Regions from separate parts of the Mus musculus genome. Here regions 1, 2, 3 and 5 are each linked to region 4. A link is a loop called in an ENCODE intact Hi-C map of the cell type or tissue named here. Cell type or tissue: heart. All regions are shown on one strand. Region 1 overlaps Rtraf (RNA transcription, translation and transport factor). Region 2 overlaps Kcnk16 (potassium channel, subfamily K, member 16). Region 3 has its middle 12 kb from the start of Saysd1. Region 4 overlaps Gm17030 (a long non-coding RNA gene). Region 5 overlaps Nid2 (nidogen 2).

Region 1 (5,000 bases), 110 kb after region 4:
TATAGAGGTATATTCCAAGAAAGGAAAGATGCTGAAGATGAGAGCATATGTTTGCTAAAGTAGCTAAATTCACCATTAGGGATCTGGCATTCCCCCTTAACACAGACTGAACTCGCAGACTGAGCAGTCAGGCGTCTCTATCACTGTGTCTTGCATGTTCATTAACTTCTAGATCTGTTTCCTGATAAAACATCTTCTTTGGGTGTGAGGTGTACACACGTTCATGCAAACCTGTGCATACAGGTGTGTGCGCAAGTGGTGTGGAGATTAAAGGTTGGCACTGCTGTTTACCCAGTTGTTCTCTACCTTTTCTCAAATTAGCCTTCTCTGCTCAATTAGGTATTTGTCAAAAACAAAAGGAGGGCAGTGATGAATATGATGTGCCTCACATGGTCTTGGCTAGGCTGGCTGGCCAGCTTGCCCGGAGATCCAGATATCTGCCCTCCCAGCACTGGGGTTGGAGTTGTCACTGTGTTTGGTTTGATACGGGGTTTTGAGTTCCAAACCCAGGTCCTTAGGCTTAACCCTTTAGCAGCAGAGCCAGCTCCCTAGGCCCCAGGTTTGTTAGTATTTCTCAGCATGATTGTTAATAGGATTGAGTGACATTTTAGGTGTGCAGTTAATGCTCAGATATCAGCTTACTGCTGGATAATGTGAAACATAAAATAATAATGTATGTGCTCTAGGTCCCACATTCTTCTGAATTTCTATTCACCAGCCCATTATAAGTGTAAATAAAAACAGCATATAGGAAAGTGAAGGTGTTTCTCCATGTGCAGTCTCTGACAAGAATAAAATGGGCAGCTTACCTTAAGCATTACCAAGTAGTCATCATGACGCTGAATCTGAAGGAGGTTAGCCAGAGCCATGACACCCGCCTTAAAATCAGGATTATTTACTATAAAAGATTAAAAGTGAATAAGCAAAACCCAACTCTACAAACATCATAACTGCTTGTCTGAACACAGGAGCTTACAGAAGGAGCAACTTTCTAGGACCAACATAAAGCAAGTTCAAGTCTAGGGGAAGCCTCCTTACTAATTGCACCAGCCACATGGAGAACTTCATAAATGACTAACCTAACTCCCGGTGAGCTTGCCCTGCAGCGGTCTGCGAGGCCCAACTATGGACACCTTTTAGTGTTTCTCCCCAAAGCTATTAATTTTAATACAGATGCACTCGATGGGTGCATTCCCCAGATGTGCCTTCCTGTCACAGAGGCTTTGGAGTATGCAAGCTCATTCCCTCTTGAAAATAGCTTACTGCAGGTCCCAATGCAACAGTCGGGGAAAGCTTATTTAACACACTATACTCTAGGTGATTTCCATAATCTTCAGGCTTTAAATGGAAATTGCTAAAAGGGCATGTGGGACTTGTAATAATGAAACATTTTACCATTTGTCACTAGATTAAAAAAATAAATTATATTGCCAGGAAGGTAACCAATGAGTGTCACAATGAGCAAGAAATCAAAATCCAAATTACTTGAAGCAAAAAAATAAACACCATTGCTTTTAACATTCAAATTTCTGTGTTGAGGGGATGGGGGAGAGAGGGAAAGCTCACTGCAACTGAGTCTCAAACAGGAGAGAGGCTGCTATGCACTCCTGTTGGGCTTGCACTTGGGCATACAAGTGGAAAGCAGCTACAAAACCAGGGCTGCCACCTGTACGCACCACACTCACCATCCAAGTTGATCAGTGGCTCTGCATTTTTAGCTGCGTTGTCAGTATTTTTCCTGTTATCAGGTACTAAGTCCTTGTACTTTTCAGCTATAAAAAACAAGCAACAAGGTAAAATAACTACAACTTAAGATTAAGATAAATATTGCTTATTTACTGAATGTCATTTAGCCAGATTATGATATCCACTCAAAAATTATTATACTTCACTACAATTAAAATTTCAAAAAAAATAATGTAACTTTTTGATTAAGTTTAAGTCCTTACTGGTACACTGGACACAAGGGTCTTCTCAGTAATGTTTCTGAGATAAGCTTTAATGCACCAAAGGCTGGCCCTGACCTTTGACCCTCCTCCTCCTCTACTTCCCAAAAGATTAGGAAATATAGTCTTTTAGACCTCTTAAGTTTGGGACTGAAGAAGTGAAGAACAGGTAAAGGGGGGAGGGGCAGATGGAGGGACGACAGGGCACAACTATGAGGTACCTAGAAATTAAACAGAAGCAGGGCACGGTCCCAGTTACAGAAGCCAAGCAGGACAACCACAAGTCACACACCTGCCTGAGCTACAAATTAAGTCCAGGGACAATGGGCAGCTTGTCAAAAGCCTGTCTCAAATTCTAAAAATATAAATAAATAAATAAATAAATAAATAAAAGAAAGATAAGTTTAAAAAAAAGTATTGGGTAGACACTAAAACCAAATCCTCCCAAATCTTTTCAATAGGTAAAATACTGCTTTCAACACAAAAATCAAAATATCTTAAAACGTATCGTACACGGATTTAAGATGTCATGGAGATTAAAACTCTGAAGGTATGTTGTTTTCACTTGAAAAATATTTTAAAAGTAATGAATAAACTTACTGCCAAAAACGGCTCCTCAGATCTTGATATAAGAAAACTCTTTGTACTGTTATAATTTTTCTATCAACCTAAATTTTTAAAAAGTAGTAAACTTTGAATCAGATCTTAATAACATTAATTGGCATATGAATAAAGTTTTCTTAAGTAATGGAAGAGCAAGCAAAAATTCTCAATGATTTCAACACATGTAAGATGTTTAATAGCAAGAACACCAGCGCCTCCTGCAGGTTAAGGCCAGCACTGCTACCTTAATCAGCTTAGTGCCTGTCCCTGCAATGCTGAAACTGAAGATTAAACAAAGCATGCTGGCTAGTTGAGATTTGTAATATACCTGTTATACCATTCATCTTTCAACTTTCCTTTTCCCAATATAGAAATACCCCACTTACTACACAAGTTTTTATTGAAACTTTGAGAAACAAATGCATGTGCTAAGAATGCACTGTGCTGGGATACAGGAAACAACCCTGAAGCCAAGTATAAAATGGAGCCAATGTGATGAGAAAAGACATGGAGGATGGCTAGGAATCCATCAGGGAGCAGCTGAAGATCAGCCTAGGGTCCAGGATCCCAGGATACTCTGTTGCAAATAACCTCCCACACAGTTGCTACCAAGCCAGAGCAGGAAACACAAAGAACCCGCTAAAGGCCCCAAACATGAGCAAGGCTGAGGTCACAAGGCCTACATTCCCATATATTCCATCATGGAAAGAAACCACAGGGCTGCTTGCTTTGTTCTTTCAAATAAAACTGAGAGTGTTTTTATGAAAATGGGAAAGTGACAATGCTTTAGATTAGAAAATGCAACTAGAGCTGGTCTTTAGAAAGACCAGCTTGAAAAAAATATTTTAAAAGTAATGAATAAACTTACTGCCAAAAATGGCTCCCCAGATCTTGATATAAGAACACTCTTATACTGTTACAATTTTTCTATCAACCTAAACTTTTAAAAAGTAGTAAAATTTGAATCAGATTCTAAAATATAGTTCAGAAAGTTAGCCAGAGGACATGCAGCTGAGAACAGGGGGTGGCACCGCCCTATACTAGAAGAAGGTGACAAGAGCTGAAGCCTACAGGGCGGCAGCAGCAGAAACACAGGTGACACAGCAGACTCAGACAAAGACTAATGGTAACGGGATGGGTGGGGCAGAGAAGCTATACATATCAGACAGGTTTCAAGAGCACACATCTAGGACCTGAAAGTGACAGGCACCGTGAAGGAAAGTCACAAACCCAAGGATGGAAGTGAAGCGGGGTGCTCAGCCTGAAGCTGAGGTGTCTGATGAAAGGAAGCAGTGCAATGAGGCACCTCTTCCACTGGCACCAACTTCAAACGCTTCAGATAACAGAAGACTGTCCATAGCTGAGGAAGATTAAACACTACACATACATATTGGCCTACACTGTCTTAATGTGCACTGGCACTAGACACACCAGTATGTTTCTATCTCCTGTGAAATAGCTGCTGCAACCAATACTCCAAACCCCAAGGGCTCTGATGTTGGCAGCAGTGTCAATGGCTTAGTTGCAGTGGAAGCTGGCAAATTAACCAAGTAACGTTCCTTTGTTAAGGAATTCTATTAACCTTTTTCAGAAAACAACTTCCAAATTCTAAAAAATAATGAAAGCATCAGAAACAAAGCAGGTCCACTTTTTGTAATAAAATAAACCAAGAGCAAAATACAAGATAAGAAACCTCTTCCCACCGCCTTCTTTCTCATCTAAAAACTATCCACAACAGTGAACTAAAGATGAGCTGGAGTGAGTGCTGTCTCAGCGGTTAAAGCCCTGGCAAAGGACCTAGATTAGATTCCCAGTACCCACATGGTAGTTCACATTTGTAACTCTAGCTCCCGCAGATCTGATATCCTTTCCTGGCTTCTGAATACAGTAGGAATGCATATAATACATATACAATTAAAAATAAAAATCTTTTAAGAAGCCCCATAAGCCAACACCCACCCTATATCCTGCACAAAACATACCGTTATCTCCATATTCAAGTCTAACAGCTAAACCAAGAAGCCAGTCAATCGCTTCTTGCCGATCCTGAATCTTGAAAGGACAGTTAACATCTTTGAGATACTGTGAAGGGAAAGAGGGGGAAAAAAAATCTATTTCATTATCATAGAGCCACAGAACACAGAACAGCAGACCGACAGAGGCCTCAGTTTGGAGCTTTAAGAATTTCTTCCAGGCCTGCCTTGAATCCCAGATATCCAGGACTGGCCTGGAACTCCTGATTCTCTCCCCTCCACCTTCCTGGTGCCAGGATCTCAGTGTGCGCCACCACATCGATCATTATTAAACCTTTGATGTCATTATACAGGTCAGAAAAAAAAATGCTTAGAAGAAAACAATAAAATAATCCTTTTTAAAATATTTGTAACTGGAGATCCCAGGTAGGACAAGATACAAGAATAATCTCATTTAGACAACGAAACTACAACCTAC
Region 2 (5,000 bases), 560 kb after region 4:
TCTTTCCTTCCCTCCCCAGGACCCCCTCATTGTCCAGTTCAGTCTGGACTCTTCCAGATGCCTCTGTTGGCTCTCTCCATCATATTGACAGTAACCCCTCTCCCGAGTCATGTCTAGGAGCCGCATGCTCTCATCTTCATTCCTTCACTCGCTTACAAGGCTCTAAGGCTCAGAAGGTTTCAGGATTCACAGTGCCTCTCTTCCGTGTTACATGCACAGTAACAGCTTGCTGAGGAGAAGGGACTCCAGTGTGGCTGTCTACAAGTTGTGTGGTGAGCTCAGCTTCTGTGCGTTATTACCCCTGCTGGGATGGGCTTTTCAGTAATGTAGCTGCCTTTGACACCCCATGCTCCTGTTAGTAACCCCAGCAAACTCACTGGTTCATCCAGATAGACCCGGGTTGAACTGTTCCTTTGATAATTCATTGGTGCCCTAACTGGGGTGAAGAATTGGTATTCATGTGGCCCCAGAAAAACACACTCATTCTTGACTTCAAGCCAGGTCAGGCAGGGCAAGAAGTCTCTACCCATCCTGCCAACCTAGGATTCTGTTTGGGGGTGGGGGTGGGCGCTGGGTCCTTTCCCTCCTTAGAGCCAAGCCTCACCCCAAAGGTTCCTATTTGCCCCATCTCCTCCCCCACCCCCCGCCGCACCCTTCAGAAAAGGCTAGATGTGGCTTTTCATCCTTTGCCCTTGATCCCACAGGGCTGTCCTACACAGACAAGATCAAATGCTATCTTGACCCTATCACGACTGCCCTGTAGCTTGCGACCTTCTGTATTCCTTATTTCCAAATTTAGGATGGCAGTGTTCTTAGGACGCAGGCTAGCCATGCCCTCTCATTTCCTTAAGGATGGAGGCCTTTTCTGTTGCTGTCCAGCCCAACCCATGGCTACCCATGCCCAACCGCACAGCCCTGCTTTTCCCAGGCCTGTGCCCTCCACCTCTCTATGGAATAACAGCTCCTACGATCCCGGACCATAGCATCCTTCATCCCTACTATGCATCACGTCAGCCCCTGCCTAATCCACTTTCCCCCAGGCTGGCCCACTTGTTACGCTGGAAGCTGCGGCTGGGGTCCCCGGACACGCGACCCTCTAGCACCCAGAACACTCCAGTGCCCAGCACCAAGTCAGCCAGAAAGGAGAGAAGCAGGAGCCCCGTGCCCCGCATGCCACAGCCCCCAGCCCACCAAGGCACTGTGGGAGATCTCCGTCCACAGGTGATGGAGTGGAAGGAGCCTTGGTGCGCTAACATGACTGGAGAGGCCAGAACTCTGGAGAACTATGGTGTACAGGAGCCAGGCTGGGCAGGAAGGGTCAGGAGGGGCCCTTCTCCAAGCAAAAACACTTTTCTCTTTTGTTTCCCTGTTCAGGAGTTCTGGAGGATGGGATAGTCTTGCCCACCCTCAAGGATTCAATCCCTGGAACTGCAACACCCCCCCCCAAAAAAAAAAGATGCTCCTAGAGAGAGTGGAGTCCCCTCCCCACATCAGAGAAAAGGAGAGGACTGTTGGGCAGCAGCCACAGCCACAGGAGAGAAGGGCTCAGAAACCTCCTTCTCTCCCACCCTCACCCCACTGCACCCCGGCGCCTCCGTGCAGTAGGAGAGACTCCTGCAATCCACTGCAGAGAAGAAACAGCAGCCAAGTTTATTGTCACAGGACTCCTGCCTAAGCTGAGGGGCTGGGGACTTCCTCCGAGTGCTTCCTTGTATCACCCTAGATCTCGCTACAGCCAGTGTACTATAAGAAATAAAATGGGGAGGGGGGTATGGTTTGTCTGTGCTGTCCCGGGCTGGGAGGCTAGCAGGCAAGAAGACCGGACCCAAATTTTCCTTGCTGCTTTGGAGGGAAGTCCCTGCATCTCCATCCACCCAGAAAAGAAGTGGGGTCCAGCAGGTGTCGGGGTGTTAGAGACGTCATATTTCAATCCTTTCCTGGGTGGCAGTAAGACTTGGGTGCTGGGAACCCTCTGCCAATGCGGGTCCTTCTCAGGGACTCCCCTCAACCTCTGGGGCTCACAGTCCCACCCCCACCCTTAATGCTATAAAGAGGACACAGAACTTGGGGACACCCCTGCCACTGGAGAGGTAAAGGAAGTCCAAACAAAAATTAGTTCCTAGTCTTGTGAGTCTGGGACGAACCTTTCCTGCCTTCTGGCCCACAATGTCACGATCTGGCAGAAGAACCAGGCTCGGTGGGAGTCCATGCCACCGGAGAGATGACAGGCTATGAAGCCCTTGGGATCTGCTGCTCCCCCCACCCCCAGCTTCTCTGGGGGCGGGGGAGTAAAGAGGTCTAAGTGTGCTCTGAGGGTCAGAGGAGGTCATGTTCAAGAAAGTGGTGGGACCCCTGAAAGGGGCCCCCAGTGTTGTTCTAGGATTCCTCTCCACTTGTGGGCAAGGAGAGCTGGGGAATTCTGACTGGCAGCCTTCTTGTTCCTCAGCTGTGAGACTCCTGAGGACGGCTTCCTGTATGCATCAAAGGCATCCCCTGGTGTGTGTCCAGCTCCCTTCCTCCAGCCACCGCCCTGAACTTTCATTCTCCCCAGGTTTATTCCCATCAAAGATGAGGATGCTGCCTTGGAGCTCCTTCAAGACTGACACACTGACACAATGAAGGCAGAAACCACCACTATGTGCTACCTAGTAGGGACCTGTTAAGAGCCTACTGTGTATGTAGTAAATAATACAAAAGTCAAGTCCACCTTTGCCTGCAGCCTAAGGGCTCCCATGACCATGTTAAGATGGCAGTAGTGATTTGGCAACCACGATCCAGGTTCTCTTTGGGAGATGGGAAAAGCGCCAAGGGCAAACTTCACATCTCCATCCATGCAGATCTTTGATCTTTGTCTCCTCACCGCCCCCCCCCCCCCCGCCCCAGTCACTTTGTAGGCACATCTGTCTCCTTTCTCTCTCTGGAAAGTTGCTGGGAAGTGTGTGGGTTGAGAAGAAAGGGGAAGGGCAGGGAATGGCATGGGTTTGGGGAGGTCAGGACACTTGGGTCTCATGCAGAGATGGGGATTTTCTGTGATCTAGGCTCAGAGTCAGGGGCTGCTCCATCCTTAAGGTCCAGGCCTCTGATGAGCTGCCAGAGCCGGGAGCACCTGTGCAGAAGCAGGGATCCCAGGCTGAGGACCACCGCCAGCCATGCCAGTCCTAGGAGGATCCATATAGCTGCCAAGCTCCGATACACAGCGATGTAATGCTTGCTGGGGTCTGTGCCTGCCGGGGAAAGTGATCGCTTGTGTCTGAGGGAACTGCCACTCCCCCCTACTGCCCCCCCCAACCCCGCTTCCATAGGAATGCGATCTCCCTCGTTCTCATACTAAGGACTACTAACGGAGGAAGCAGTGATGGCTACTATACCAGAGACTTCTGAGGAGGCCACCAAAAGTTCACAGCGGCTGCAGAAGTAACCAACCTCAGATAGCTGGTACCTCTATGCTCATCACCCCTAGTGGGTGCCCACCAAGATAACCCGATTATCCCATTCTCACCAACAACATAGTCCCCGAAGCCAATGGTGCTGAGGGTGATAAACGCGAAGTAGAAGCCCTCACGGAAGCTCCAGCCCTCCACGTGGCTGAAGAACATGGGTGGGAAGATGAGAATGACCAGGGTCCCCAAGGTCAGGAACAGAGCCAGGCCCAGGACCTGCAGGAGCTGGGAGGGAAAGAGTGTGCCCTTGAGACCACTTAGAAGGTTCTGGAAATATATGAGGGAAGTCTGGGGAAAGTTGGGTGTAGGCAGGGCAATGTCTAAGCTCCACCCCCACCCTATCCCTGCTGCAGACTTTTGGGTGGGTCTGTACCCCTGGGCATGAGATTTGTATGTGCCAAGTTTCCTGGACAGGGAAATGTGTTAGTGGGTCAAGGAAGGAGTCAAAGACCCTTTTAAACTTGAGAATCACACCTGAGCAGGCGCCCTGGGGTCCCACTCAGGCCTGGGATTAGACTACTGTCAACTGCTAGACTGTTCCAGATCCCTCTGTGGGCATCCTGGGTATCCTGGAGACTGTTTTGGACCACATGAAAGAATGTTGAATACCCGTGACGACCATGGAGAGATAATGTTCAAATTCTCCACCGAAGAAGGATGCAGCACAGAGCTGCCTAGCACACAGGGAGAGTCCTCTCAGTCATACCCAGGGCCTGGTCCTCAGCCCTTTACAGGTAGACTCCATAGCCCTTTACAGGTAGCACCTTGACTTTCCATAGTCAAGGTGCTATAGAACCCTTTGAGGCCATGCCCTGCCTGGTCTGTATCATCCTTCTTCTTATCTCTCTTCTCATACCTGAATCTGTCAGCCCAGCTCCTAATTTTCAACCATCTGTCCCCAAGGGCCTGGAGGGGAGGGAGGACTCTGAGGACCTGAAGGGGGGGGGGGGGAGGGAGGACGATGCCTTACCTGGGAATGCCTGGGGTGGTCCTCCCACCTGTCCAATGTGGTCAGGTGGGCCCGCAGCCCTGTGCCCAGATGGTTGAGGAAGACCACATTGAGTGGGATCCCCATCAGAGCATAGAAGACACAGAAGACCTGCCCTGCCTCCGTGCTGGGGGCCAGGTTTCCATAACCTGCAGGGCAAGGGAGTGTGCAGATGCGGGGAAAAGAGAGCCCAGAACTGGCTCCCACCCCCAACCACCAGCTCTAGCAGAGGTTTGTCTCCATCAGCTCTGTGGGAAGAGGAGCATTCCCTGTTCCTATGGACACTCCCCCTATTCTCTAATAGAACAGCCTCTACTAACAGAAAGCGCATCACCAACGATGCTGCCTCCGGGAAGCCCACTTGACTGCCACTCTCTGCCTCCCTGACAGGCGTGATTCCCTGAGATGTTTTATGTTATTTCTATTGAATTACACACTTTGCCTTGTGTGATTATAACAATTTAATCCCTCTTTGGGGACTGGAAGTTCTGAAGTCCAAGCCTGGGACAGAACCAAGTCTGTACCCCCACCCCTCACCCCACCCCCGTCACTCTGCCTGGCTTGTCAAAGAA
Region 3 (5,000 bases), 370 kb after region 4:
CAGAGGTTCAATCCATTATCATCATGGTGGGAAACATGGCAGCCTGCACATAGACATGGTGCTGGATTTGAAAAGTTCTACATCTAGATCTGCCAGCAACAGGAAGAGAGAGTTACTGGGCTGGCTTAAGCATTTGAAAACCTCAAAACCCACCCCCAGTGACATACTTCCCCCAGCAAGACCCACCTCACAATAGCGCCACCCCCTGGAGACCAAGCATTCACATCTATGTGTCTATGGGAGGCATTCAAACCACCACATTCCACTCCCTGGCCCCTACAGGCTTGTAGCCACATCATAGTGCAAATGTGCGTTCAGTCCAACAAGTCTCCATAGTCTAGGAAGGTCTCAACACTGTCTGCAAGTCCAAAGTCCAAAGCCTCGTCTGAGACTCACGGCAATCTCCTAACTTTAATCCCCTACAAAATCAAAATAGAAAAGCAGACCACATACTTCAAACATACAATGGTACAGAATATAAATTACCATTCTAAAAGGAAGAAACGGGAGCACAGTAAGGAAAGAATGGACCAGAAAGACCTAAAACCAGCAGGGCACACTCCAAACTCTGTGTCTTCGTGTCTGATGTCAAAGCACTCTTCAAATCTCCAAGTCCTTTCAGCTTTGTTGACTGCAGCACACCTCTCTCTTGGGCTTGTCCCACCCTGTTATTAGCGCTCCTTGGCAGGTACCCCACAACTCTGCCATCTCCAATGTCTTGGGGTCTCCAAGGCTCCCCCTTCACAGTTCCATGCAGGAACACCCTTGACACATGTCTGGCCTCAGCAGCTTTCCTTAACTTTTCTATCCTTGACTCCAAAGTCAGAGCCAAGTGGCTGAAGCTGCCCCTCATTCAATCAGCTTTCTGTTTTCAATGGTTTTTCTTCACTTCCTAAGCTTGTCTATTCTGGAACTCACTCTGTAGACCAGGCTGCCTCTGCCTCTCAAGTGCTGGGAATAAAACTGTGTGCCTCCACGCCCAGCCTCAAACTTCTTTAATCCCTTTTCACAAGAAGGGAGCTTAGCAGGCGGGGTCTTGCCCTTTGTCCACTTAGAACCAGGCTCTCACCTAAATGTTTCTGGGGCTCCTCTTCCCCTCAATCATATATTTTGTACTCTTCCTTGCTCAGCTTTCTCCTGTTCTTTATAGATCTGCATAAGACTGGCTACTGATAAGCACACAACAGTCGATACTAGCCTAGTTTGAAATCTTTGAGGCTAGCCTGGTCTACAGAGTGAGTTCCAAAACAGCCAGGACTACACAGAGAACTCTATCTTGAAAAACATAATAATAATTAAAATAATAATAAAGACAGCCACATACTTCAACAAAATGGTCTCTAGACAACATGCTATTATTCTATTTCCCCTCTGAAACATAATGAGCTGGGCCTCCACAATTCCAACACCCTCAGCACTGCTGCCTTCCATGCTCCTACTAGGATGGCTCATTAAGTCCGACTTCAATTGCTTTCCTAGGCCAAAATCCTAAAGTCTTAGGACAGCATTGTAGTTACATGTGTATTTGAGATTTCTTTCCTGTGGATTTGAGAGTCGGGTAATATATCAAATTCACAATTGAAAGTGATCTGGTGGCTTGGAAAAATGTCTCGGTGGTAAAGTGCTTGCTATACAAAGGTGAGGACCTGAGTTCAGACCTCAGCACCACATAAAAGGCTGCTTGTGTTTGTAACTCCAGAGCTAGGGAGGCTAAGTCAGTGAATTCCCAGAGCTGGCTGGCTGGTCAGCTTAATTAATGAGCTCCAAGTTCAATAAGAGACTTTGTTTCAAGAAATATGAGGTCAACACCCCATATGAACCTTTGGCTTCCTTCCACAAGCATATACATTCATGTACACTGGCATCCATGTGTACATGTCAGAAATTCACACACACGCACACAAAGAGAGAGAGAGACAGAGACAGAGACAGAGATTGATTTCTGTCTCTGAGACACCTCCCCCAAAATACCTGTCCCCTATGACCTGGTTCTCTGTGCACTCAGCTTTTTGAGAACGAGGTCTAAATCTTCAGCCTAAATGCTGTTTCAAAAAAGCACAACAGAAATCAAAAACTTGAGTTCAAATTTTTACCTTCTTTAATTTGGCGACCAATTTTTGTTAGCAATTTAAGTTCCTAGCCATTGTGCCCCAACCCTCTTGAAGCTCAGAAGTGGACAGAGACCTACAAGACTGCCTGCTAACCCTAGGAAGGGGCTACTTTATCTTAAAATATGTATATAATAAATCACTGCTGAGGGCTTTCAGAGTCTTTTCCAGGGCCAGTGAGGAGGCCTTTATTCTATGAATCTTGAAGTGAAAAACAAAACAGAACAGCAAAAGTGGTCCCAAGAAGCAGTCCAGAGGGTTTTCTCTTAATATAAATATCAAGTGTGAGGTGAAGGGATATAGGGCAGGCTGCAGCAGCTCCATGCTGCCCCTTGGTGGCAACATGCTCCATGGAATTCTGCTCCAGCCCTGTGTCTAGTATATGACTCTTCTCCACTCCTGATATGAAGAGGCCTCTTTCCATGTCAAAACCAGAGAACCTTCAAATAGTTACTGGAGTGTCAGGAATTTTACACATTCCTCTCATTTTGCTTGCTTCTGCCCAAAGGAGGATGGCTAGTTCTCCCAAATGTGTAAATTTCTGTAGCAGACCCAATTGCCTAATCTATCAAATCAACCAGAAGATGAAAGGGGAGAGCCTCCATGCTCAATGCATACTCCTAGCAGTGTAAAATCACCATTGGTAAAAAAACCCCCAACTTGAAGCATTCAGAAAGGGCTGGCACTGGTTGAAGGTAACTTTGCTCCTGGGGTACCATTCCCATGATTTAGCCTGAGAGAGGGAGGAGAGAGAACTCAATGGCCCACCAGCTTGCAGGATAATCGCCAGGGGCTCTCAGGAGCCTTGAGATTGGAGTAAGAAGGAATGAACCTTTGTGGAAGGTAGAGTGGCTAAGTTCTCCCAGGTAGATAGGATCGAGGTGAGGAGGACACATCTGTTCTAACACCACTGAGAGTAACTGGGACCAGTGGGATCCAGGGACACAGGAACCCCACCTGACCCGGTGGCTTGGGTTCCTTCCAGTCTGCACCTATTTACCTTGGGGGCAAACTCCACAGCCAGTTCCACAACACCTAGAGGAAGCTCCACTCCCAGGTACTCTATCATGCCCAAGATCACAGAATCACAGGATCACAGGATCTCAGGAGCATGGTCACACCAGGATCTCAGGGTCTCAGAGGCAGCTTGACTCCCAGAAACTCTGACACACCCAGGATCTCAGGATCATAGAATCCTGGAATCACAGGATCACAGAGACAGCTGGACTCTGAGAAATTCTGACACAACCAGGATCATAGGAAGGACAGGTTCTGGTCAGATTTAGAGAGGGCAGATAGCATTAGAGATAATCCTATGGCTGTAGGCAAGTGTAAGAACATAAGCAACAGAAACCAAGGTTACCTGGCATCATCAGAACCCAATTCTCCCACCATAGCAATCCTGGATACACCATCACACCAGAAAAGCAAGATTCAGATCTAAAATCACTTCTCATGATGGTGATAGAGGACTTTAAGAACTTTAGCTCCCTTAAAGAAATACAGAAGAACACAGGTAAATAAGTAGAAGCCCTTAAAAAGGAAACACAAAAATCCCTAAAAGAATTACAGAAAAACAAAATCAAACAGGCAAAGGAAATGAACAAAACTATCCAAAATTTAAAAATGGAAAGAGAAACAATAAAGAAATCACAAAGGGACATAATCCTGGAGTTAGAAACCCTAGGAGAGAGATCAGGAGTCATAGATGCAAGCATCATCAACAGAATACAAGAGATAGAAGAGAGAATCTCAGGGGCAGACGATACCATAGAAACATTGACACAACACAGTCAAAGAAATGCAAAAAGCAAAAAGCGCCTAACCCAAAACATCTAGGAAATCCAGGACACAACGAGAAGACCAAACCTAAGGATAATCGGTAGAGAAGAGAGTGAAGATTCCCAACTTAAAGGGCCAGTCAATATCTGCAACAAAATTATAGAAGGAAACTTCCCTAACCTAAAGAAAGAGATGCCCATGAACTTACAAGAAGCCTACAGAACTCCAAATAGACTGGACCAGAAAAGAAATTCCTCCAGTCATATAATAATCAAAACACAAAATGCATTAAACAAAGAAAGAATATTAAAAGCAGTAAGGGAAAAAGGTCAAGTAATATATAATGGCAGACCTACCAGAATTAGACCAGACTCCTCACCAGAGACTATAAAAGCCAGTAGATCCTGGCCAGTAGATCCACAAATCCAGCCCTACCAAGGATAATAGATGGAAAACATCAACACAATGAAGGAAACTACATCCTAGAAAAAGCAAGAAAATAATCTTTCAACAAGCCCAAAAGAAGATAGCCACAGAAACATAATTCTACCTCTAACAACAAAAATAACAGGAAGTAACAATCACGTTTCCTTAATATCTCTTAACATTGATGGACTCAATCCCCCAATAGAAAGACATAGACTAACAGACTGTATATGTTAACAGGACCCAGAACTTTGCCGCATACAGGAAGTGCACCTCAATGACAAAGACAGACACTACTTCAGAGTAAAGTTTGAAAAACAATTTTCCAAGCAAATGGTCCCAAGAAACAAGCTGGAGTAGCCATTCTAATATCGAATAAAATTGACTTTCAACCAAAAGTTTATCAAAAAGGATAAAGGAGGACACTTCAGCTGGTCAAAGGAAAAATCTACCAAGACAAACTCAATTCTAAATATCTATGCTCCAAATGCAAGGGCATCCATACTCATAAAAGAAACTTTACTAAAGCTCAAAGCACACATCATACCCCACACAATAATAGTGGGAGACTTCCACACCCCACTCTCAGCAATGGATCAACAGATTGGGAAAAGGTCATTATCAACCCTACATAAGACAAAGGGCTAATGTCCAATATATACAAAGAAATCAAGAAGTTAGACT
Region 4 (5,000 bases):
CATCAATAATGAACTCCGTTTAAGCCTAGGTGATAGAACTACAATCTGAAGATGCTGGCCATGGGGCTTCTGGGTTTCATGTTTTTCCCCCCCTTAGGTTTCAGTTTTGCCTTGATCTAGTCTTTCTTCTCTAAGTTTTTGTTCCTTCCTTTTAGAAAGGGAGTTGTCAATCCAAGCTGTTGTCTGTCTGTTATTACTTTGGGGGTTGTTTTTTTTTTTTTTTTTTTTTTTTAGTGTTTTGTTTTGTTTTGTTTTGTTTTGTTTTGTTTGCATTCACAGCTAAGTGTTTGCCTTGAGTCTCAGAAGAAACTTTGGACTTTGAACTTTTGAATAATGTAAGACTACAAAGATCTTTAAGTCCCACTCAATGCATTGTGCACTGTGAGGTGGGCATGAGTCTATGGGGGTCAGGAACAGAATGGTATATAGTTTTTATGTGGAATGTCTCCCATAGGTTCACCTGTTTGAGCACTTGGTCCCCAGCTGGTGGCACTGATCAGGCTTAGAGACCTTTAGAAGGCAAAGGTCACGCTGGAGGACCCGAGTCCCCAGGGCGGAGAGTTGGCCTTGAGGGTTACAGCCACCCTGCTTCTACTCAATTACTCTGCTTCCTGCCCAGCCACCAGCGTGTGAACAAGCAGCCCTGTGTTCCCACCACAGCAGACCCAGCCTTTCAGTCTGTCACACCTGACTGTTCATGAGGAACTGTAGGCTCTCAAACTGTAAGCCAAAAAATAAATAAATAAATACATTTTCCTATCCCAAGTGGAGAAAAAACCTGAAAAGAATAAAGAAAACTAAAATATTTGGGGGTGTATTTCAGTCTTAGAACATGGACTTAATACATGTGAGAAACCCTGTATCTGGTTCCCAGTACTACATGCATGTAAACACAATGGGCTGAGACAGTGAGGGGGAAACGGCGTAATGTAGAGTAGTTAGTACAATGTGGGCACACGGCAAGGGAAACTCATTAGTGATTACTATCATAATTTGTAAATATATACACAGATATACTAATAAAGCATCAGAGAATGATCGCTGGGGTCTTTAGGATAAGAAGGAACAGCACTGGGCGTTCCCTTGAAAGCAGAAGCCAATAGAGGTGCAGTCGATCCTGAATCGCTGTGGCGTGCATCTCTCGGTTTTACTCAGATTGCATATGCGTTACCCATCACTTCTGTAGAAAATGGCTTTTCACCATCCCCTGTACAGAGTTCTGACCTCATCCCTCTCCAATGGACCACAGGTACTGGTTTCTGTTTGCCTCTGATTTCAAAGCTGAGCTGCTATAAAGAGCTTATATAGGGCCTGGAGCATAAACTAGAGGTCTGAGAATGCCATCTGTACGTCTGGATCCAGATGAGCCTGTAACCCAGCAGACTCCAGATGTCTCCAGCTTATAGTTTAATGGCACTCCTTTTTGCTTATTTGGGTTTGATTTTCATTCCTGATACAGTTGTAGACACTGCTGGAGTGTATCTCTAAGTTGTGATATGTAAGGAGCTCATACTTTATTATCCCAGGAATATTTTAATCTACTTGCCATTTTCCTCTGAAGAACTGTGCCTGCCTCCAATCCTTCTGCCAGATCAAGCGTCACCGTTTGTTCAAGTTAATAAGAAATGGAGATGTGATTGAAAATCGAACCTAACCAGTTGTACAGTCTGATGGCTGTCTACATCAAACTTTCTCTCCACTCTGAGATAAGAGTGTTCTCAAGGGACTGAAGACATGGCTCCGTGGTTAAAGGCGCTCACCCACTTAGTGGCTCACAACCCCAGTTCTGAGGAGTTGTGAACCCTCAGTTCTGGAACCCTCTTCTGGTCTCTGTAGGCACCAATCACGGCATGCAGACAAAACAGTCATACATATGAAATAAAAATAAATAAATCTTTCAGTATGATTTCAATCTCAGTGTATCTCTGATATTTAGATAAAAATCAGAAAAAAATAGAAACTTTTACTTTAAGTGCCTTTAGGAGCATTACCACCAAAGATCTTGATCTAAGTCCTCCGCACCCATCCCCAGCCTCAAGTGGTCACAAGTCCTTTTCAAGAAGAAAACACTTTTGAAATACCAGCTACTCAGCAAACAGAAGCGGGAAGACTACAAGTTCAAGGCCAGCTTATCTACAGAGTGAGTTCAAGACCAGCCTGGGCAACTTAGTGAGACTCTCTCCAGAGAAAAGACAAAGGATGCAGTTCTGGGATACAGTGCTTAGCTGGCGTGTGCGGGATCCGAATTCAATCGCCAGCATTCCGAGAGAACAAAGCAAAACGCCTAGCTTTCCTTTCCACAAAACACAAAATTAATGCACAATGGCTCCTACATAAAGGAAACGAAGGGGGAATGGAACTTGAATTCTAGTGGAGAAATTTTATATCCAAGCAAATCCCTTTCAAGCCATGATTAGGTAGGTGCTCCTGTCAGCACAAACCGTGGTCCATAGTTACTCAAGAAGAACCACACTTTCCCAAGTAGGGTGTACAGCAGAAAAGCAAGGCCCCAAGGAAGGGAAGAACTTACCTGACCTGCGTCTCTCTGTGGGAGAAGGAAGGATGGACGAGAGGTCTATGCTCCAAGTCAAGGCTAATCCTAGGAAAAGGTGAGGCAGCCCCTCTGCTGCTCTGTGCCCAAAGGTGTGGACAAAGTTCCTGTTCTCACAGCTCTCTGCAGTTGGGGAAGACCCACCAAACAGGGTTTGCAGTGTAGAGTGACTCGCACCAAAGACCGAGAGCAAAGGACAGGGTACCATGGCCATGTCTTCAGCAGCCAGGGACATCTGAAACGATCTGGTGGTGAGAGAAAACTAACTTAGAAGAAGGGAGTACTTTGCTGAGCCCTCGGAAAGCGGCGGAGGCAGGCGAAAACAAGTGAAAAAACGGTTTTCTCCAGTATTTTAGTCACAGAAGGACCCAACACAAGCAAATGTGGGAGATGTGGCTGTAAAATAACAGGTCGCCGCATCCCCATGGAAACCACAACCTAAGGAGAGCCCTGTTGTTGCCGGCTGTACTGTGGGCGACCCTCCGCTAGGGGGAGGAGGATAACACGCAGGCGGTCTCCCAGCGGGCTCCAACTCATCCTGATCTGTGTCGGTTGTCCATCATCTCTCAGAAGAAGTTGTAGACGAAATTACTGTGTGGGCCACTGAGCAGGAAGGTTGTCTAGAAGTATGTCTTCAAAATATACTTCCCAGATTCCCGGAGGCCTTGATTCATGACATGGGGTCCTGTTTTCTGTGTTATTTGCACCTTTCTTTGCCTACCTCCCCCTCCCTTCCCCTCCCCTTAGCCCCCTCCCCCTCCCTCTCCCCCTCCCTTCCCCTCCCCTTCGCCTCTCCCCCTCCTCTCTCTCTCTCTCTCTCTCTCTCTCTCTCTCTCTCTCTCTCTCTCTCTCTCTCTCTCTCTCTCTCTCTCTCGGATTTAGGGACTTGGGCTTAGGATATAATTTTCAAAATGGCCCTAATTATATTTTTTGTCATATGTACTACATATTTAAGTGAAGCCGTGTCCTCAGTACTGACGATTGATTATAAGATCAAACTATCGATCAACTCTGTAAACGTTTAAGATGCTCCACATCCTGCTGACCATCTTGGTATAAAAACCATTACCTCGCAAATTTGTTTCCATCTTTACCAAATGATAAATTATATATGTACGCAAAAGAATCACTTTAAAATAAACTTCCTTATTAGTATGTGATGCCAATTTTATAAATTTAGCCATGAAATTTTCCTGTCACTCGAGGGAAAGGCAGCCCTGGACTTGAGACCTAAAAGGGACTTTTTCCAGTTTCTCCTCTAGAGGGCGCCAGAGGTCTTCTGCCAGCCAGGGACGGTGACCGCCACCAAGAACCTCCTTCTGCAGACCTGGTTCACATTGCTGCCTTCATTCTGTTTCATCTTAGTTTCAGGTAGAAGTGGACAGACAGGAAGAAATAACAGAGAAAGACATGTAAGCAGCTCAAGACTCTTTAGGGCTTAAGAGTAGTTTCTAAGATCTGTCAGCAGAGTCTCTGCCTCTCCTCCTGTGTTTCCCTTTGGCACATCTCTTTAACAGCACTTATACCCATAGAGCCCTTCTGATTTCCAACCGATTTTCCCAAGTATTATGTCCTAAGGGCCTCAGACTTCTGTGAAGACAGCAGAGAAGGCTCAGAGGCCCGCATTGCCTTTGGCAAGCAGGGTTGTTTTATTTGGGACACTGAGCTGGTAGAGACTCCCCCACTCAGCTAAACCAGGACCAGCTCCATTTGTGTATGAGGAGGATCAAGGAGCCAGCTTTGGGGTGGGGCCTGAGAATGAGCCTTCTCAACCACTAACCTCAGATGCTACCAGTCCAGAGACTGAGAACGGCTTTAACACACACCACATGCTTGCTAATTTGATCCACGCCCTGTAACTGGATGGGTGTTGTCCATGCCTGTGGAGGGACTCACCTCAATGGCCAGTCTGTTTCCCTGCTGAGGAAGGTTGGTAAGTGTAAATACTGGGTTCCAGGGGCACATTCACAGAACTTGGTGCTGTCCAGAGCAGGCTCAGGGCTTCTCTGCTCCTGGGGCTGACTGTCTTTCAGAGGTTTCTTTAATAGCAGGCAGGGGTGCTTGACAACTGTTCCTTGGACGGTGTTTCCCATTTAATGGGGCAGGAGCTGGTTTGAGCCTATAACTGGGGAACTTACCCCGCTACAGCTACGTCATGGTTTCCCTCCCCGTGCATCAGTCTCTGCCCCCCCCAACCCCCCAGCACTGAGTAAAGGGTTTCCTCCTCCACACAAGCTACTTAGGAAGCACGCTTATTTGAGCTTTACATGGACTATAATGTAAGGAAACAGGAAAAGAGGACCCTCCCTGTTCTCATCTATGGCATAGTGTAGAGATAAAAATATCCTTGAGTGTATCTAAAATTATCAGAGGAGAAACAGAAAATGCCAAATTTCACCTCTTTAGAATTCTCTGTGTAAATGCTGTTGGGTTTCCAAAAATAGTAAAC
Region 5 (5,000 bases), 72 kb after region 4:
TACCCAGGGGTGGGGGGTGGGGGTGAGGTGAATGAGGGGAGAGAGTGCAAAAGAGCGAGGAAGCTGATTCTCATGGGCTAGTCCACACACACACACACACACACACACACACACACACACACACGCTAACTTTGAGTTGCATTTGAAGTCTTGTGTGAGCTGCTGGACAGTGTCTGGGCTCCCAGGATCATCACATCTAGTGTCTTAGTTGAATTAGCCTAACTCTTCTGCCTCTGGTCCTCTCTTCATTTCTTGATAAGGCTTAAAGTAGGGTCTGTCTGGGTCAGTACGGTTTTTACAAAATAACGAGACAGCAAAATCCATCTATCCCTCCCTTAATTTGCAAGCCAAGCCGTGTGTGGAAACCTGCTTTCTTTTTAACGGACATAGCTGAAAATGACTCCCCTGTCCACCAAGATTGGATTGCCTTTGTGTCCTAGTGACAGAAGGAGGTGAAGAGACAGACACTGGCTATGCATGTTGGGGACTTCTGAGGCCAGGGAGTGCATGTGACATTTGCCCGTGGTCTCACAGAGCAGAGCTTATGACCTTCTGAAGTGGCACCTGTGCTGACTCAGGAGCACACCTGTACACGTGCACCTGTCTGAGCTGGGGAACTCTGCCCTTTGACACATCTGCGTCACACTTACAGCTTTTTACTCACCCTGGTTTTTGTTGAGATAAGGGGCATAGCTTAGTGACAAAGAGCATCCGGTATGCAGGAGGCCCTGAGATCCATCCCCAATCTCTCTCTCTCTCTCTCTCTCTCTGTCTCTCTCTCTCTCTCTCTCTCTCTCATACACACACTCTCTCTCTCTCTCTCTCTCTCTCTCTCTCTCTCTCTCACACACACACACACACACACACCATTCCTAAACCAATAGCAATAAGTAGTTTTCTCCATAGAAAAGCCTGTGATATTCTTGTCACGATCTATTCTGCCTTTTTTTTTTAAGTTTTGTCTTTTTTTTTATTTAAAAAAAAGTTAATGCCTATCACTTGTTGAAAAGTTGAGTTATGACTAATTTTCTATTTCTGTCAAGCTGGGCTCACTCAGCGTAATCACTGACTCCATTCTGACAGGTCAGCTTTTCTCTTTAACCAAGGTGTTCTAAGCTGATGAGCCCTCAGCTTGCTGCTTCCCAGGATGTCTAATTGCTAAAGGAATGTTCTCACTGCTCTCAGCACTTCTCAATAAGTATTTTACTTTTAATGTCTGTCTGTGTTTGGGAATGTGCACGTGAGTGTAGGTGCAAAAGTAGGCCAGAAGAGGGCAGTAGATCCTGTGGAGCAGGAGTTACCACCCATGGGAGTTCTGGGAACCAAACTTGGGCCTTCACTACTCCTCACCGCTGAGCCACCTCCAGTCCCCTTCGCCACTTCTTACCTGTGTGTTTTCTCTCAGCATGCTGCAAACGCCCGTTAGTTGTTAACCTTCAGTTGTAGCCCTTAGTGTTAGTTGGATTACCCCTGGGGGGGTAGTAGGGATCTGGACCTTCAGAATTCAGACTCATGTGCTTGCTGCACTCATGACTTCTTCAGGTGACTCACCGCAATCCTCTGCTTCTGTTTCTTTATCTGGAAAACAGATTAAAAGTAGCACTTGCTGCCCCCAGCTCTGGTGCAGCTGAGGGTTAATGTTAAAGCCGATGGTGTATTTCAGCCTGCTTAAATGTTAGCTCTGTAAATCTTGTGTTTGCTGATGCAAGGCTTTGTCGCGGCTGCATTGTTACACATCGGGAAGCTAGATCTTCTCATTGTCTTGGTTTTTGTTCTCGCCTGGGGTATTATTCTCAGTAATACTGAGTCTTCAGTTTTTTCCACCCTGGCCTGTTCCTTGTTTTCAAACATAGCCCTGGAAGGCCACCACAGCCTGTTTCTTTCCAGAGCTGACACTCAGGCCAGCATCAGTGGCTAAAGTGCACTAAAACTCTTTGCCCTTCCTGCTTGATCAGCGTTCTCTAGGTGTCTCCAGACTACCCTGACTTCTGGGGGATGGGAGGCAGAAGCATGCGCAGTACCCTGCCTCCTAGTGGCCGTGCTTGGAATTGAGGTATTGCCCAGCATCCTAGCGGAAAGCACTCACCTGCCTGTGACCCAACTTTCAGGCACACTTTGGCCATTTCTTCTGCAGAGGATAGCGTGATGGCATTGAGGGCAGGCTCCTCTCGTTCTTGCTCTCTCCGTTTCGTCTCCCTCTTGCACAGCTACCTCTCTGTAATGGGAAGAGAGTGTGGGAGATTTGGGGGTCGAGCTTCCTCTGGTGCAGGGTGGTTTTGTGGAGATTCTGTGGACTAGGCTGTTTCTGTTGCATGAAAGTCATCCTCAAGCTGGGAAGCACAAAGCCTGCAAGGACCTGGGGCTCCTCAGTCCTGTTTCTTGTCGTCTCTCTTCCCTCCCCAGTCCTGCATTTGACGGCAAGTGTTGACGCAGCAAGTGTGTGTACATCCTTTAAGCTTGGGTTCCATAAGAGTTAGACAGACCTTGGTTCTTAGTTCCTCTCTTTTGACTTCCTCTCAAAAGATTACTCTTACATTGAGTCATACAAAATTGCCAGTATTTGGCCTTTTTTTCTCCCCACCTCACCAAATAGTGATTTCACAAATTTCACTCTAATGCGCGCTTACGGTTTGTCTGCAAGGCTGCTCTCAGGCCACTCAGCTCACCCTCATTGTAGTAAGACCCAGTTGGCCGCAATGATCTGAGCATCTTGCCAGAACATATAAAGTTAATCCCTCAGGCTGAATGTTATTCCCATCTTTGTAGCGTCAAATCTATTTGTTTATTACAGTCCAAGCCGTTTTACGGAGCGCTTGTGACGTCTGGCGAAGCTTGGTAGTAGCGATGCTGGAATCCTTTGGCTTTCTAATGCTCTTTGCTTTATTCTTCAGTCTTCACGTATAATGGCGCCAACCTGGAAACCTGCGAACACAGCCACGGCCGGTGCTCCCAGCATGCCTTCTGCACCGACTACACCACTGGCTTTTGCTGCCACTGCCAGTCGAGGTTTTACGGAAACGGGAAGCACTGCCTGCCAGAAGGTGATTGACAGGCCGGGGCTGCTGCATGTATATTGTTGACCCCTGCCTGTTTCCAGTTCCAGTGTGGGTTCTGCTTGGTGTCCTTACATCTCTGATGCCTGAATCCCAGCACCAGTGACTTTCAAGGGTTCAGGGGATGACTGAGTGATAAATACGTTTGGACTGGTTTCCCAATTTGAGAGTGACTTGAAACGTTTCTATTTTGCCCTCTTTCTAGCTTGGTAGAGCTAAAGGGGAGGGTGAAGAAGGGGAATGGAAGAGAGACAGGCAGGACTGGGTCATAAGTGAGGAACCGATCACAGAAGGGACTTGTTAAATGTCGCTCTAACTATGACTGTAACACTGTTGAGACAGGAGAAGCAGGAGGGTTGAGAGTTGAAGGCTAGCCTAGATTTTATCACGAATCCTCAGTTGGCGTCTACAGAGAGCTTATTGCAAGGAAACCCAAACCAACAGTGAGAACAGCAATAATAGTAAAGAAATGTCTCCAAAGAGTGAGCATGAGGCGTGGTCAGGAGAGTGGGCTCATCTGTGTACACCGGTCCCCAGCCTGATGGGGGCCAAGGCTGAAAGGATTGCTTTTGTCTTTCAGGGGCACCTCACCGAGTGAATGGGAAAGTGAGTGGTCGCCTCCGAGTGGGTCACATTCCTGTGCACTTCACTGACGTGGATCTACACGCTTACATCGTGGGCAATGATGGCAGAGCCTACACTGCCATCAGCCATGTCCCACAGCCGGCAGCCCAGGCCCTGCTCCCTGTCCTGCCCATTGGAGGTCTGTTTGGCTGGCTCTTTGCTTTGGAGAAGCCAGGCTCTGAGAATGGCTTCAGCCTCACAGGTGAGCAGAGCTCAGTTCTGGCAAACCGGGATTCAGATGTGGTACCTGGGCAGCCTCTGCGGATGATTTTGTTTCTGGAGAAACGTGCTCAGATTCCAGGCTGTTGGAGGTTTTGAATTGCAGAGGTTTTGTTGTACGTGGAAAGCTTTCTGCTCTTACAGAAAGAAACATAATGGTTTAATGACTGGTAAATTCCTATTTTCGACTATCATCCCTCAGCATGGAAGTATCAAGTTAGTGTAATTTTGGAATGGACTCTGTTAATATGCTAGATTTTAAAGAGAACGGGGACAAGGGGAATTGAGAGTCTTTGAGACCTTCGGGAGATCAGAGGGTCTGCAGCTTTCCAGAACTGAGCCTGGGCGTGGCATACTCTCCTTCGGTACCGTCTCCAGAGGAGACTGGGGAGAGGACACACACACTCCTCTTAGCTAGTCGAACCCACGCCTCTGATATGATAGGCAAGTGCTTTATCATCCAAGTCCCAGCCAGTCTTCAGAATGACTTAAACAAGAGTCTTGTCACCCACTTGCTGAGTTTCTGTCTCCTGCAGGTGCTACCTTTGTCCATGACGTGGAAGTCACTTTTCACCCTGGAGAGGAGAGGGTTCGTATCACTCAAACTGCCGAGGGGCTTGACCCAGAAAACTATCTGAGCATTAAGACCAACATTGAAGGCCAGGTGCCCTTCATCCCAGCGAATTTCACAGCCCACATTACTCCGTACAAAGAGTTTTATCATTACAGGGACTCAGGTATGTGTGAGTTTCCACAGCTGTAAAATGGACGTGATGCCTGCCTCACAAGACAGTGACAAGGGTTAGGTTAAGTGAATAGTCACATGGAATGCCCCAAACTGCATAGAACACAAATGAGGTTGATATAATTGTGTTCGTTCTTGTTTTTAGGACGTATACACAGTTATATTTTACATATGTGTGTATATAAAGTATACAGGTGATCAGAGTGCTGACAAGAATGTCAGAGTACACAAGAATGTCAATATATTTGCACATTATTTTCAGATAGTAATAACCGATAAGATGCTATCCTCCAGGCACGGCCTGTTTTGACTGTTAGACTTTAGGAGTCTCTGTAACTGTTTCAGCTGATGATTTTGGT

The links. A loop is a pair of places that touch in the nucleus more often than their neighbours do. Peaks named below come from ENCODE experiments on the same cell type or tissue, not always from the same donor. Only the 100,000 strongest peaks of a DNase experiment are listed, where the experiment ranks them.
Region 1: it touches region 4 in a loop (8-fold over the local background); 34 of 42 quality-filtered maps call a loop at or near these places.
Region 2: a loop joins it to region 4, with 6 times the contacts of the local background. A loop is called at or near these places in 9 of 42 quality-filtered maps.
Region 3: it touches region 4 in a loop (7-fold over the local background); 39 of 42 quality-filtered maps call a loop at or near these places.
Region 5: a loop joins it to region 4, with 5 times the contacts of the local background. A loop is called at or near these places in 18 of 42 quality-filtered maps.

What each region holds. Positions count from the first base shown.
Region 1 is chr14:19,815,376-19,820,375 of GRCm38, forward strand. It overlaps Rtraf (RNA transcription, translation and transport factor), which reads right to left. Exons shown (of 8, transcript NM_026528.3): 3 at 4,532-4,631; 4 at 1,686-1,772; 5 at 810-898. Among named protein-coding and RNA genes, the nearest start is that of Rtraf, 5.9 kb to the right of the region's middle. In heart, no CTCF peak of the experiment used is centred here; a DNase peak (open chromatin) is centred at 2,776.
Region 2 is chr14:20,259,750-20,264,749 of GRCm38, forward strand. It overlaps Kcnk16 (potassium channel, subfamily K, member 16), which reads right to left. Exons shown (of 5, transcript NM_029006.2): 3 at 4,411-4,577; 4 at 3,500-3,665; 5 at 1,626-3,224. The coding sequence ends at 3,007. It also overlaps the pseudogene Gm2048. Among named protein-coding and RNA genes, the nearest start is that of Kcnk16, 7.0 kb to the right of the region's middle. In heart, no CTCF peak of the experiment used is centred here; no DNase peak of the experiment used is centred here; H3K27me3 peaks cover 1,800 bases.
Region 3 is chr14:20,068,382-20,073,381 of GRCm38, forward strand. No RefSeq gene overlaps it. Among named protein-coding and RNA genes, the nearest start is that of Saysd1, 12 kb to the right of the region's middle. In heart, a CTCF peak has its summit at 2,443 (motif pointing left); no DNase peak of the experiment used is centred here.
Region 4 is chr14:19,702,820-19,707,819 of GRCm38, forward strand. Gm17030 (a long non-coding RNA gene) reads right to left here. Exons shown (of 4, transcript XR_874388.2): 3 at 2,531-2,796. Among named protein-coding and RNA genes, the nearest start is that of Gm29899, 2.7 kb to the right of the region's middle. In heart, a CTCF peak has its summit at 3,023; DNase peaks (open chromatin) are centred at 3,032 and 3,842; H3K4me3 peaks cover 510 bases; H3K27ac peaks cover 710 bases.
Region 5 is chr14:19,775,105-19,780,104 of GRCm38, forward strand. Nid2 (nidogen 2) reads left to right here. Exons shown (of 21, transcript NM_008695.2): 5 at 2,892-3,041; 6 at 3,634-3,879; 7 at 4,433-4,633. Among named protein-coding and RNA genes, the nearest start is that of Nid2, 26 kb to the left of the region's middle. In heart, CTCF peaks have their summits at 1,265 (motif pointing right) and 2,044 (motif pointing left); a DNase peak (open chromatin) is centred at 2,027; H3K27ac peaks cover 925 bases.